Regions from separate parts of the Homo sapiens genome. Here all the other regions are linked to region 1. The links are chromatin contacts, found by Hi-C or POLR2A ChIA-PET in ENCODE. All regions are on one chromosome and are shown on one strand. The core of a region is the stretch at or near the end of the contact, and the rest is flanking DNA. Distances in the headings are between cores, read along the strand shown. Region 1 holds the start of SYDE2 (synapse defective Rho GTPase homolog 2). Region 2 has its middle 39 kb from the start of DNASE2B. Region 3 holds the start of SAMD13 (sterile alpha motif domain containing 13).

What was found. Hi-C counts contacts between places; a loop is a spot of excess contacts on that map. ChIA-PET counts read pairs that join two places held with the same protein, here RNA polymerase II (POLR2A). Pooled maps may share reads with other maps.
Region 2: a map of naive thymus-derived CD4-positive, alpha-beta T cell shows a loop between it and region 1 (9-fold over the local background). The contact joins the enhancer-like site here to the promoter of SYDE2 in region 1. A Hi-C loop is called at or near these places in 1 of 168 maps with a recorded cell type or tissue (naive thymus-derived CD4-positive, alpha-beta T cell) and 5 of 50 pooled maps. POLR2A ChIA-PET finds 5 or more read pairs at or near these places in 3 of 52 experiments (OCI-LY7, activated CD4-positive, alpha-beta T cell and activated T-cell).
Region 3: a map of naive thymus-derived CD4-positive, alpha-beta T cell shows a loop between it and region 1 (5-fold over the local background). The contact joins the promoter of SAMD13 here to the promoter of SYDE2 in region 1. A Hi-C loop is called at or near these places in 1 of 168 maps with a recorded cell type or tissue (naive thymus-derived CD4-positive, alpha-beta T cell) and 6 of 50 pooled maps. POLR2A ChIA-PET finds 5 or more read pairs at or near these places in 1 of 52 experiments (WTC11).

The regions. Positions count from the first base shown.
Region 1 is chr1:85,199,531-85,204,568 of GRCh38, forward strand. SYDE2 (synapse defective Rho GTPase homolog 2) reads right to left here and starts at 1,486. Exons shown (of 7, transcript NM_032184.2): 1 at 722-1,486. The coding sequence starts at 1,466. It overlaps LOC124904207 (a long non-coding RNA gene), which reads right to left and starts at 712. Exons shown (of 2, transcript XR_007066199.1): 1 at 621-712; 2 at 1-509. RefSeq lists an enhancer at 601-1,212 and a silencer at 1,225-2,374.
Region 2 is chr1:84,434,758-84,439,423 of GRCh38, forward strand. No RefSeq gene overlaps it. Among named protein-coding and RNA genes, the nearest start is that of DNASE2B, 39 kb to the left of the region's middle. Within about 2 kb of position 2,719, at least 5 of the 41 ENCODE cell types and tissues checked have a DNase peak (open chromatin) inside an H3K27ac peak, as active enhancers do.
Region 3 is chr1:84,299,639-84,304,539 of GRCh38, forward strand. SAMD13 (sterile alpha motif domain containing 13) reads left to right here and starts at 2,070. Exons shown (of 4, transcript NM_001134663.2): 1 at 2,070-2,163; 2 at 3,565-3,649. The coding sequence starts at 3,597.

The sequences.
Region 1 (5,038 bases), core at 236-2,735:
GCTTTAAAAACAAAACTACCTGAGGAACATTTTTCTTTTGATTAAAATGTTAGTGTCCTTGATTTTTCACAATAAAAAGATTACTTTGTTGAGGTTTCTTTGTCGGGGGGAGGCAGGTGGAGAGATGGTGTATGTGAAATACTACCTGACTAAAAAATTCTACTTATGGTAGGGTTTTTTTTGTTTGATTTGTTTGGGTTTTTGGTTGTGTGTATGTATGCATGTGTGTGCGTGCCTGGGAGAGGCAAAAAAAAAAAGTTGTAATGAGTAAAATGACAGTTTATGAAGCCTATAAAATCTACCTTGAATCAAATTCAAATTTACAAACTCCACAAAAGTCTACGGATTTGCCTAGAGCTACAAAGAATAAAAATCAAGACAGTGCCGCCCATCTGTAAACCTACTAAAAGTGTGTTATACTTAACCTTTACTCCTTTAGGTAATACTTAGGGAATAGACACACTGGTTTTTCGAGAAGAAATCACAACCTCAATTCTTCATGCCATTGTCTGATTAAAAAGAAAAAAAAAAGCAAAACGAGTAAATGCATTACATTAAGTAACCCCGAAATTACTTTAAGCTGCCACTTACATGACACTTACTTTCGCCCGGTAACGTACCTGTCGCAAAAACATAACTTTTTCTTGGCTCTTAAGACAGAAGCCCAGTCGGTAAACAGTAAGGCTCGCGGTGCTAGCATTTTCATCGCAAAGTATCCTACCTGTCAGCGTAATTCTTTGGTCTGGAGGCACCGACAGGACACGGTTTTCACGCACTTTCAAAGCGCCCACATTTGGGGAGGCTGCCTGCGTTCCTGTGACTTTGGGAGCCGTCCCACGGGCACGACCCTTCATTCCCAGGGACAGCAGACGCCCTTTGTACATCCACTTCTGCAGCTTCTTGACTGTCACTGCCGGCGGCCTGAGGAAGGAGGGGCCTTCCTGGCGGTCTCCTTTGCCACTGCGTATCACAGAGGACCCCGCTGGATCCCTGAAAGGGCTTCCCGAGGAGCAGCCGTGGTCCTTGCAGCCTGGAGGCTGGAGGCCGGTGGGTGCAGCCGCCCGGGCGCGGTCCCCACTCCAGCCGTCCATCCTGCCTCCACGTGGCGGGGGCTCGTCCCAGTCCCGGTGCGCGCCGCACCTGATCCAGCTGTCGCTCGGCCACCGCTGGAAGGGAGGCGGCTTGGCACCCACCCGGAGGCTCTCGAGGCTTCTGCTGCAGGACGGCCGCATCCGAGGAGTCCGCAGCTGGCCTCCCCGCGGCTCCCTCTGAGGCGACCGGGGCGGGGACACCTGCTGCCGAGGGCGTCCGCCGCCTCCCCGCTCCCCGTCCCGGGGGCAGGCTCGGCGGTACGCGGCGCCGCGGGAAGGCGGCTGGCCCGGAGCCCGGGCTCCCGCGGGGAAGCTGTGATCCGCCAAGCCCCTGCCGCCCCGCCGCGCGCCCGAGTCAGGGGGCAGGTCGTGCATGGCCTGGATCAGCAGATAATAGGCCTCTCGCAACTGGGTCCGCAGCCTGCCTGTCTCCAGGCGGCCGCCCTCCGCCCCCAGGGAGGAGCCCGCCGCTGGGGGAGGCGGGGGACGCCGTTCCGCCTCCGCCCCCTCAGGCTCGGGCGCAGACTGCGAGCCGCCGGGCAGGTTTTCGTAGTAGTCGGCGTCGTAGTCGTCTTCGTCCTTGTCGTCTTCCTCCTCCTCTCCGCTGTCCTCGGAGCCCTCCGGGGAGTGCGGAGGGGCGTGAGCGAGCCCATGGCTCTGGGGGGCGGCCTCCTGCCCGCCGCGCGGCCGAGGCCCGAGCGCCCCCAACTGCTCCGGGTGCCCTCCGGGGACCCGCGCCCCGGGACCCCACGCCTCAGGTGACGGCGAGGGCTGCTGTAGGCTCCGCCCGTGTCCCCCGGCGTGCTCACGTGGGAGGGTGTCTGCGGCACCCCAGGCGTCTCCCGCGGCTGCCGAAGAGGCCGCCACCGCAGCTGCGGCTGCCGCCCGGAGCCCTAGCCCCCCGGTGCCGCGGGGACCCCGCCTTCCCCGGAGCCTGGACAGCGTCCTCCTCAGAGGGTCCGCCATCCCCTCTGCCTTAGCCGCGAGGCTCACCCCCGCCAGGGGGAGAGGTCGGAGCCCCGCTGGGGAGAAAACCGCGCTCGCGGAGGCGGAGGCGGAGGCGGCGGCGGCTCCCCATGACCGGCGCTGGCCCTCGCCGGCTCCTCACATACTTGGCATAACTCTGCCGCGGGAAGGCGTGGGGGAGGGCGGTGGCGCCGCAACGCGCATGCCCCGGAGCCCCGGGCCGCGACGGGGCGCGCGGGCCGGGGGCGGCAGAGGTGGGTTCTCGGGGTGGGCGAGTGGTGCAGGTGGAGGCGGAGGGCGCGGGCCGGTAGGTTGAGTAGTAGGTCGGCTGAAGCTGACCGACGGAAGCAGGGGTGGGCGCACAGAGCGCGAAGGGTGCGGGGAGAGTTGAGGCAGGGGAAAGAAGAACGAGCAGGAACGTGAGTTTGGGCTGGTGGCTGCAAAGTTTTGGTTAGGGAGCCCGAGAAAGGGAAAGTGCCCTCCTGGCTGTCACCCCAGCACCTTCACCGCCACCGCTGCACGAGGTGTGTCTTAGGCACAGCAAGTCCTAGCTTGAGAGAAAACAAAGATTGTTTTGACGGACAAAGTACGAGTGCAGGTGTATCTCGGTGCATGTGTTCTAGAAATGTATCAATCATTTTAATCGCCCAGAGAGCTAGCTAGCTAAAAGAAATTTGCAGCGATTCCTTTTCTATAAGAGTTCTTTTATCAAAAACAAAACAAAACCCACCCACCGATGTCTCTTTTAAGTCTGTTTTTCCTTCTTTATTTCAGTTAATGCATGCTAACAAAATTATTACATCAGCCAAAACTTGTAAAATGGAGCCACAAATATTATGTCCCTCATCACCCTACCTACAAGATTATCATACAGGTTTGCAGCTTTCTAATATAAAAAAGTTAACACTTCATTTTAATTTAAATAGTGAGTTGAGAAGCAATTGAATTGAAGTTGAGACACAGTGTAATCTAGAAATACCGGCTGTCTCCCAAAAACGTTAAATTCCAGGTTCTGGGCAGCAGTTGCAAACTCAAGTACCCCTCGTTGCCAGAGATTAATTGATTCAGTGACTGATAAGAATCAGTCGTGCTATCATCCCTGATTTGAGTTACTTTTTTTAGTGTTTACATAGTAGAAAGGGCCTTTTTCTGAGTTACTCATAAATATGCTGACACCTAGCACAGTGCGTGCACTTAGTAGATACTCAAATACTTAAGAAAATATTTGTTGAATAAATAAATGTTTGCATTACTGAATAAAATGAAATAATTTTGCCCTAATTTACCTTATTTGCAACTGCAGTATATTTTCCTATGTCAGTTGTTTTCTTGTTGTCCAGTGGCTCCAATCTCTGAATGTGCTTTGACTATACTACCTTTATTAGTACCTAGTCTCTGCTTTCTGGAATAATTGTTACCTGCATCTGAGATTTGCAGATAAGAGAGAATATTTGCAGAAATCTTACCCACTCTCTAAAACTCTGCTCTAGGCCAGGCGGGGTGGCTCATGCCTGTAATCTTAGCACTTTGAGAGGCTGAGATGGGCAGATTGCTTGAGCCCAGGAGTTCAAGACCAGCCTGGACAACATGGCACAACCTGGTCTCTACGAGGAACAAAAACAAACAAAAAAAAAAACACAAAAAAAATTGGCTAGATGTGGTGGTGTGCACCTGTAGTCCTAGCTACTCTAGAGGCCGCGGTGGGAGGATCACTTGAGCCTGTGAGGCTGAAGCTGCAATGAACCGAGATCATGACACTTCATTCCAACCTGGATGACTGAGGGAGATTCTGTCTCAAAATAATAAGAATAAAATAATAAAACTCAGCTCAACTGCCTTCTTGTTTATGAAGTCATCTCTGATCTCCCAGACGGGAACTCAAGTTCTAAACTTCAATATTACTTTATTCCCACCCATAGTATAGTTACTGTTTTTTGTTTTATACAGTTTGTATACATGTCCTTTCTCCTTTACAAGAAAATTCATAAACTCCCTAAGGGCAGAAACTGTTTATAATTGACCTTTATATTCTCCACAGGAGTATAACTTTAGCATCTTATATATTGTGCATGATGAATAAACATTTTTGAATTAATATCAATTTTAATTTAGAGAGAACAAGTGGCTTTAATTCCAGTCTATTGCCTAACTCTCCACTAGACCATGCTATATTAGTGTTGTTTTAAAATTCTTTCTGCGATGAGTAAGAGACACAGTTTGTTAAATAATCTTAATTCGTATCTAAGAAAATGCAATGAAATGTGATGAAATATTACACTATAATTTGCATATATTGATATTTGTAGTTCTACAATATTTTCATTCCATGGGCCCCAGGCTATTTAATGAATAGTCAAGGCATAAAACTATGTCCCAGTGAAATATTCCCACAGGAAATGACTGATAGCAAAGTTGCCAATAATGGTTCTATAAACACAATTTGATCTCTATCTCAGAAATTGTTTCCATTCCAACTCTGTTGCAAAATCTTTTTATGCTTTGTAGTTAACATAGCTGTTAAGAACACTATAAGCTGCATATATATCTATATGCAGATAGATATATATGAGTAGAAAAATATAACCTTGAAGATCTGGATTGAACTTCATCCCGAATTCAGTTTATCCACTTGTTCAGGAGTTATAAAACATTGGTTATTGGCCAATATAAAATACTATGCATTGTTCTAGGCGTTACTCAGAACTAAGTTTGATGCAGCATACCACGACTGAACTTAATGCTTCTTTAAAGTTGAGAATGTTCTAACTCATGAATTCACAATTTTAATCATTTTGTGTCACAACAGAAATTAATAAGGCAGTCATGGCCATATGACACTATTTAAAGACCTTAATAATGTAAATTCCACTTTTCTGTATGTGCATTACACATCAATAAAAAGTTGGTAAAAATGTAATTCTAAAGAGACAATGCCCACAAAACTTATATTATGCCTAATATAATTAAGATAATGACAAGAT
Region 2 (4,666 bases), core at 1,469-3,968, 760 kb before region 1:
TGCACCTCAGGTTTTATTGAATGCATCTAACATTAAAGCTGAGAAGTGGTAGGAGTGGCCTGGTCAGCTTGTGGTGGGGCAGGTGAGCCCCACCGAATGTGAGGTGCCTGCAATTTATCCAGTTAGCTATTAGCAGAGGGAGTAGAGTTCAGGAGAAAGACTGGGGCATGGAGTTACCAATTTTTAAGTCATCAACCTATATGTTACAGTTGAAATCATGAGTATGCATGAGATCATCCTAAGAAAGAATGTAGAAAATGAAAAGACGATTGAGCATAGAAACTTGGGGAACATCACCAGCACTTGAAGAATAGGCAGAAGAGGAACCATTAATGGAAAAGTGAAACAGAAAGCTTAGAGATTTTGGAGAAAAACTAAGAGAAATTATTATTGGATTGAAGTCAAAGGAGAAGAAAATTTCAAGAAAGAAGTCAACAGTGTTAAAAACCAAAGACATGCCAAGAAGGATGAGAACTTCAAGAAACCACTGGCTTTGTTAAGAGGACCCTGGTCACCCCAAGAGAGTTTCAGTATGGTAGTGTGAAAATTGGGTGAAAGCCCAATTTTAGTGGCTCTTTAAATGATAAATGAGAAAGTGAAAGTAATGAGGACAAACGACACAATGAAGACATTTGGCAATAATCAAGAGAAGCAAGGTAGCACCCCGATGAGAGACTGACTGACTTGAACATGTTTGAAGGTTAATGAGGAAGAGCCAATGAAGAGGGAGAGACAAACAAGAGAAGAAATTATTGGTTCTACCAGATTCAAGAGAAGCTGGGAGGGAGGAAAGGAACAAGAGCACTAATTGAGTTTGGAAAAGAGTAAGAATACATTTTCTTCTTGGACAACTAGGAAGTAGGAAAGGAGGTACACGTGACTTTTGAATGGTGGAGGATGATTTTAGGAAGATAGCATGGAGATGAGGGCAAAGAGAGACAAAGATTGCATGCTACAGCAGTTGTTATTGAAGGAAAGGAAGATCAAACCAACTAAAAATGTGTAAAAGCTTCTCGAGGCAGTATAAAGGGAACAGTAAAACAAGAAATATAAAACTAAAAGAGATGAACATTGGTGTGGTTGAGCACTTTTCTCCAGCAGCAACAGGTAAACCAAAGGTGAGAGAAAAAAAAAACTAGTAATTGGGTAGATTCAGAGTTATAGATTGCCATGGCCAATGGAGCAGACAAAAGAGCAGTATCCTGGTGAGATGGCAGCAGTGAATGTTTGGCTGTGGCATACAGGAGGAACATGAAAGGAAATAAAGTCATCATGGAGAGAAAGGATGGGCTGAAGGGGGAAGGGTGAGGTTGACAGTTTTTGACACTAAGATGGGATCCAGAGAACAGAGAGGCTGAAGGGACTGAAATGCTGATTCAATGGGAGACTGAAAGAGCTGAAGTCTGGAAGGGGTTTTGAGAATTCAGGATGGCTAGGAAGGCCTATAGGTTGCTGAAGGGGATGTTCAGGAGCACTCTGAGGCAGAGTGAATAAAGAGCCTGATGCCCTAACCCTTGTAGAATGTGGGAAGATGAACCTAAATATCAGGTTACAATGACTGTAAGAGGGGAATAGGCTCCAATTTTTTAAGCCCCTACTATGTACCTGGCATACTGTGGGAGTAATCGGCACATTAACTCATTCAATTCTCATTTATTTGTTGCCCCCACGTGAGAAGTCAGTATTATTCCCATTTTACAGAAGATGAAACTGAAGCTCAGAAAGATTAAGTTATTCTTTTCCCAAGGTCACTCAGCTAGTAAATGACAAAGGTAGAATGATAATGTTCCCCAGGCTGTAAGCTCCATACTGTGTAGTTCAGTCTTGTGTCCTTAGCAGCAAACAATGCCAAGCACATTTTAGGAGCCTAAAAAATTTTTCAAGAAAGAAAGGGAAGAAGGAAGAAAAATAAATCATAAATTATTGACAAAAAAAATGAATAGAGGAAGGAAGGAAGGACTTGACAGCCCACATGCTTTCTTCTATATTCCCTTGCCTTCTCAAAATATATGGTCTAACAGGATGGCAAAATTTAATTACCAGCTGTAAAACATGAAGAAGTCCTCCAATTGCTCCCTTCTTCTTCCCCCACCATTCACATAGATTTTATTTTTAAATCAGAGCCTAAGCTAAATTAAGATTTCTACATCAAGCCTTCCTGGTTATCTTCTATCTGTCCTAAATTGTCATATGGAGCACGTAAATAAAACAATCTGTTCTTCTCTAACATGGACCTTTCCAGAAACTATCACAACTACCAGTTTCATGCCAATCCTCCCTCTGCTTCCACTAAAGTAATGCAAATGCATCTAGATGTCTCTGAGGACAGAAACAATTGATATGAAAGAAAATTCAGCTGGATTTTGCTGGTCAAAAGCTGAAGTGAGAACAAGAAATGTTTTGTGTCTTTGCAGACTCCCAGGGAAGTGCTTTCTCACCACAGTCGCTGGAAGGGAGAACATTTTCACAAGTCTCTATTTTTGCTAAATATTTTTAAGAGTGTAATGTTATAATAAGAGAAAACTTAGCACTTGTGTACAGGCTCTTGGAATATTTTCAAGGACCCTCGTCAACCAAACCTAGCCTCATGACACTCACTGCTGCAAAGTGTTGTTAAGCCTGTGACTGGCAGGGAGCTGGCGTGAGACCCTCTAAGTAGGTTGGAGGCAGGCAGACAATAGTCTCAAGTTCATGAGAACAGAGATCAGACCTCCAAGGGGAAGGAGGAAGTACAAAGTGAAACTCTTTGGCAATCTTCATCTAGCAAATCAGGCAGTTTTCGGAGGTCTTCTGTAGAGTACTATGTTGATGGCATGTGTAGGCTGTTCTGGGAATTCAGAGGTGAGAAGTTGAAGGACAGTGGGGACACACTGCCCCTCCATCCAGCACAGCTCCACTCTTACTTGTTTTATAAACTAGATATCCAAATAAGGTTTCTTTTAAGCAAAGATCATGCTAATTAAACAAAACAAACAAACAAAAAAAACACAGATAAGCTCCAACGTTCTTTCTAGTTCTAAAAATATGCTATGATCATAATTCTATGAAGCAGCTACCCTAAAGGTGGAACGCTGATATTTGCCATGGTTTAAGGAGATCCATAAAGATCTGTTTGTTCAAAAATCTATCCTGTAAAATTCTAGATGGAGGATTGAAGAAGGGAAGGTGGCTAGGAGAGACCCAGAGTGCTCTTGGGATGAAGGGGGTCTGTCAAGTGATCCTGAGGGAACTCAAGGAGTCAAAGGGCAGTGTGGGGGGCCCTGAGGGCCTGTAAAGGAGAAGGGCCTTGAACAAGACTATGGAGTGCTTAGGAAAATTCCACACTGCAACTAAAACTGGCCCTAAACCCAGAGTAGGCAAAAAGCTAGGATTCTTTCTGGTATCAAGGGAAACATAATTAAGGAAACACAGGTGATAATCCTTCCTAGAATTGACAGAGCTATTCCTCAAGGTCTGAATACTGGGTTTGTGTCAAACTAACAAGCTTGGCTAATGAGAGGGAATTAGCATCTATAATAAGACAAGGTGAAATAAATGTTTAAGAACTTTGGAAATGGATGGGAAGTAGAAGGATAAATGAAAATAGATCCTTGTCTATTCTAAGCCTGAGGAAGAGATAAGACAGTGATACTCAAATCCATGGTCAATAAAGAAAAGGTGATGTTCTACACATATTTGTAATATTTTATGTAGCTAGGATTCATTTTTAGTTTATGGCTAATAACACCTAAGGACAGTTGCTATTAGTAGAAAAGTATAAATGGGAGGCAATCTATACATTCACTAGGCTATTTCTTTTGACTCTTGAAAATCTTCATCCTCCCACAGCAGCCTGCATGTAGTAAGTGTTCAACAGATGTATGTTGAATGAACAAATAATGAAAGATTTTTGTGAGTATCAAGCCATGGGATAGAGTCTCTTGGCGGTGGGTGGTGGGGGAAGGTGGATCCTTGGGAGCTCTCATCTCAGTGTTAGTGGAAGATCTTCAACACTATTACAGATTTTAAGACTCTAATGATACCTGTGTGGAAAGGTGCCATAAGGAATCTCTGCAAATTAAAAAATATGCTAAACCTCTTACAGTATATATAGAAACAGCAGTCTGCTGTCAGGGACTAGTTTGGGGAGTAATAATGTTAAAGTTTTCCAAGCATTAATTACAAAAAATAAAGTGAATTCAGTATGATAGCAATGCAGTGCAGTCGAGTGCATTTAATATAATTCTAGGAAAACACAAACAGTGCAATGTAAATAAAGATTTTTCTGGAAAGTAGGACTGGTGCGAAAGCTGGTGTAAGTTTCACACCAGCTGTGTGACTGGTGTGAGTTTCTATATATAAAAGTAAAGAAAGCATCTTTTAACATTGTTTCTTGTCAACAGATCTTCCTAGTTGAAATCGTGTGAACCTACATTAATAGTCAGGAACAAACTGCTCTTTTCCATCTAAATGTCCTAAATTCATTCTACATGTCACAATTTCGTAACATGGGATGTTTTTAAAAACACATAATATTAATTAGAATCATGATTGTATTTCTATTCCCAAATCTGATCACTTGTTTTTTAAATAAAAATCTCCTTGATGACTACTATTCAGCCAATGGTTCAATTTCTAGAAAGGATTCCCTACTTTGTGTTCAACTTTTTTACTATATGGTAACTCA
Region 3 (4,901 bases), core at 820-3,319, 900 kb before region 1:
GAGTGTGTGAGTACTAGTGTATATATATATATATATATTTATTTATTTATTTATTTATATTCACAAGTGTCAGTTTACTACCAAAGTTAGAAACTAGCTGGTAAGTGAAACCTGTTGTCATAATTTAGAGTGTCTTTGTGGCTCACTTTTTATAAAACGGGATTAACTTCCTACAACACTTTCTGAAACTTTACTCTTGTGTAACAGGCAAACTTTTGATCACAGCAGGCCAGATGGGAGGGGATGTCCCTTTGTATATGCAGGAAGAGATGCTTGGAAAAACTTCACAGAATCCTTTCTCCTGTGGCTGTGTCTAAGGAAGAGCTGGGTGTAACTACAGTTTCTTTGCCTTTTCCCCGTCAAGAGTGGAGAGCTGAACATGCTTTTGTTCTGAGCAGCACTGTCAGGACAACCCCAGCTCCCCAAGACACAGAACTCCCAGTCCAACTCGCTTCCAATTTGGATTTACTGGGAGAATAGTTCAGGAATTTCAGATCAAGTCCAAAAGCGTTAAGGAATCTGTTAGTGAAAGAGCTCTTTATCTACATAAAAGTCCATCATTTTGAGATCAGCACTGGTGAAAGATCCACATGCCTGACCCATGCTCAAAAAATACTGCTCAAAAATATTTAATTGGTTCCTAGATTACTATTGTTTGCCTTTTCAAGGGAGCAATGGCAAATATTTGAAATCTTTCTTGGCACTGATCTTCAAGGAAGTCAAAAATTTCTAATATAATTCCTGGAATAAGTAAAGAACAAATTTTTTGACCTTGAAATTCAGGTTCCAAATTTAGATCAAAGGTAATCTCCTAATGTCCTAAAAGATTATTTTTAAAAAGGGAAGCAGGCAGCTTTTTCCTCAGATTCTACCTGAATTCTACAGGATATTACAGCAAGTGATAACTTTTTCCAGGATCTTTCTGGGGAACCTGTGTTCTGTGCCCTGTCTTGAGTGGTTTTGTTGACCATCTTGACCTAAAAGTGTCCAAATGTTGATTGATGTTTATTTCAATGAAGAGGCAACCATGTATGTTTTCTGTGTATGTGCAGAACATTAATGGGATGAGATTATTCTCCTGGAAAAGTGGTTTAAGCCAAGCAAGGGAACTGTGAGAATGACCAGGGTAACTTAAACAAAAGATCTTGCCCAGCCTCTCTGCTCCACCTCCCAGTTTTCTGATTTGGTATTTAGGATGATGGCGGGAGAGACTATGAATTTTGGGGTGGGCATAATGTCTTTCTATTCATATGTAACTAATATAGTACCGGGTACTCATAGATTGTAAGTGTTGGTTAAATTTCTTGAATTATGCTTTTTGTCCAACTGGGATAAACAGTTAAAATTAAACCTCCCAGAACTAATTGTTTTCGTTTTGTAGAATAAGGTTTTGTTTGTTTCAGTTTGAATTTTTGCTGGCTTCATTTGGCAGGATAAATGCCAAAATAAAAGAATGTGGGCGTTTTCAGGAGATCTGGTCATCTATTTTGCATCCTTTCCGAAATATGTTACTTCCTGCATAATGAAGTAAAAGGATTTGCTGCTGGGCAGTGCTTTCCTTATTCTCACAAAGAGATTACTTAAAAGCCAGCCCTGGGAACTTTGTCCATGAATCTCTATTAGGAAAAAAAGAGTAACATGGGACTGCAGCTTCCGAGTGTTCTCTGGTTATAGCCCATAAGCACTGGCTTCTCACTCTTATTTTTCCCTCTGGGGAGAAAAGGAAATAGTTTGAAACATGACATTCATGCTCAGAACAACAGCTAAGACCTATCATGCAGCAACAATGAAGGGGAGGGAGAAAATAAGAAGCTATTGAGACAGCTTGTTTTTCTTTGTACAAGACAGGTGCAGGGAGAATTCTGCAGGTTTTGGACTCCTTACTCATTTCTTGCACTAATTGTGCTGAAGGTAGTTAGCAAAAGTGAACAGGCACACTGTAGCTTTAAAAAGTCAGCCATGAACCAGAAGGCAGTTGGTGCAGCTTGTGTGTGATTCCTAACGTCATGTTGGCTGAGAGCCAGCCTGGTTTTATTTCACTGTGTCAAATTGTACCTCCTTATTGAATTCCTTTGCCAGCCTACTTTGTGAAAGAAAACATTGGGGTTTCTTTGGCTGTTCTTGATAAGCCTATAAAAAATGATATTTTTTAGTTGCTTATAGGTAGGTTTTCTTTTTACTCTTCCACAGAAAAGAAAATAATAGTAATAATAATAAGACAATGTAGTGTGGTGTTGCAGAGTATCATTGTGAGTGTTTTGTTTTGTTTTCTGAGATGCTTAGAAAATGGTGAATGTGTAACAGTTTCCAACTGAAGTGAAATCATATTCTGTTAGCATGGAGCAGCAGCACTATCTTCCTGTCTACTCTCTAACGGTGTGTGAATGTATGCTAATATCTATATATATATATTAAATGTTGGATTTCTCTATCAATGATCTAAGTGGTTTGCAGCTGGAAGTTTGTGTGTATGTGTGTGTTTCAGGAGTGAAAATTATCCCACACTTACAGTGTTATTTGTTAATCATCTACTTCTCTAACAGTGATAAAATCTTGCGAATATACTAAATGATGCACTTGCCATGTCAGAGTAATCCCTAGAGAAGGAGTGCCGAAGTATAAAGTGATTTGAGTGGAAATGTATTTAATTTATGGCTTCAGCTGAATAAGAGCAAACACGTTTCGGGACTGTTTCTTCCTTTTTTTTTTTTTTTTTTCTTAAAGCAGTTTTGTTCGTAGCTTTTTCATTTTGCTAATTGCATATTAATTGTGGAAGGCTTTTAATTTTCCACAGCCCTCATCCTACTAAACAAAAAGACAGAGTGATGGATGCTACAATATCTCCTTAAATGTTTTGATGATTTTTCATAAATCTAATGAGTTACCTACTCTTTCTTACACATACACACACACACACACACACACACACACACACACACCAGCACCACCTTTCTGTGCTAAGGGCTATCTGGCATTTTTTGTGAGCTTCCTGCTTTACCACAGCATGGCCATCTCACAGACGGGTTTTTGAGGCTTTCGTTGAGAATGTGAGGTAGGGGAATACTTGCTGACAAAAGCTTTAAGTGTCCTTCTGCATTGCAATGAAAAAATCTAGGAGCAAGGGGGAGTGGACAAAAAAAAAACCAAACACAATAAGAAAAAACAAATCAAAGCCCATAATGGGAGGGGGGCAGGAAAAGGGGGATTGTTTTTCTCTACTTTGACTCATTTATGAGTTGCAGTGTCTTAAGTGAGAGCTAGGCACCCAGAAGAAGCTGTGCCAGTTCACACAGCACTTGTTTTCAACGAGGATTCAATTTCATTTGCAAATGCTTATTGTCAAGGCAGGGAGTGCCAGTACAGATGAAAGCACCCCAATCCGTCTCCTCCAGTTCTTTAGGTTTAATCACATCTCTCCAATCGCCGAGGGAACTGGAGATTTAAACAAACATACGTGAACTGGTGTGAAGCTGTAAAAGGGACCATTATGTTTCCGATTCAGAATATATATTCTTCTCTCACTTTCTAAGAATTAAACACAAGCTTTTCTCCCTTATTGATTAGTTGCTGAAGTAAAGGAACCCTGCAGCCTTCCCATGCTATCTGTTGACATGGAAAACAAGGAAAATGGCTCTGTCGGTGTAAAAAAGTAAGTGAAGCTGGCTTCTGAGTTCTGCTTCTGCAAACAACAGAGGGACTTAGTTTCTATTTTCGTACTTCTTGCTTATCTACTACAATACACAGTTTGGGGGTCGCCTTGGTTTGTCTACACTGGCCAGCAGCCTCCCTTCTCCCCCCTACCCCAGTTACCTTTTTCTGTATTGCATTTCTAAGACAGAGATGACTCAGACATCAAAATATATATGAAAGGTTTGTGTATCAGGCTTTGGAACAAGGATGGTTGAGGATTTCAGCCCTGCATTCTGTATATTGAAACAAAAACTCCAAGCAGAGACTCTTCCATAGACAACACAGAATGGGGGCAGAAAATAGAGTTCAAATTTTTTTTTTGAAATACAATCACCTCTAACTCTGAAAACTAAGAGCTATAGTGCAGGAAGGGAAAAAGCTTCAGTAAGAATATAGTTTAACAACTCCTCCGTCCTAATTTTATGAACTGTTTAATGAATGTGAAACATTTCTGTGCATACATGGTGTTTATTTTAAAGTCTGTTCTCACATTTGAAACTTGTGTTTATATGTGTCATGTAAGAGTTATATATTTGATTATTTTAAATGGGAAAATTCAATTGCACATGTAACATAATATTTTGATATTTATGAGTATATGAAAAATGTATATTCTCACTTAGGAGTTATAGCAAAGCAATAAGTACTTTGATTACAAGGAGAAAGTGAGTTCCAAGAGGGAGTTATCTGTTTCATTTCTTTCCATATCATTTAGTTTAAAATTGCCGTCAACTTGAGCTTTGGAGGAAACTAATTAAATATAATCCATAGAAGCTGTGATATCTAAATGAGGAAACAGTGTGCTATATGTTTATGAATAGAAGGTATATTTTGCTTCACAGCAAAGTTACATTAAAACTAACTTAATAAAATCTGTTTTTTAAAGTTCTCGGGTAATTTATATATCAGTGCCATACTGCCATGCTGATTACCATCCCTAAAGTTTGGGGTAGGTAGGTGGAGGAGAAATGAAAGAAACAGATGCTGTTTTATGTGTGAGTTAGATCAGTGTTATCCAACAGTACTTTCAACAATGATGGAAATGTTCTGTATTTGTGCTGTCTAAAATGGTAGCCACTAGCCACATGTGGCTACGAAGAATATGAAATGTGACTAGTTTAAGTAAGAAACTGAACTTTTAATTTTACTTAATTGTAATTAGTTTTAAAATTAGCAGCTTTACTGAAGTATAATCCTTGCATAATAAATTG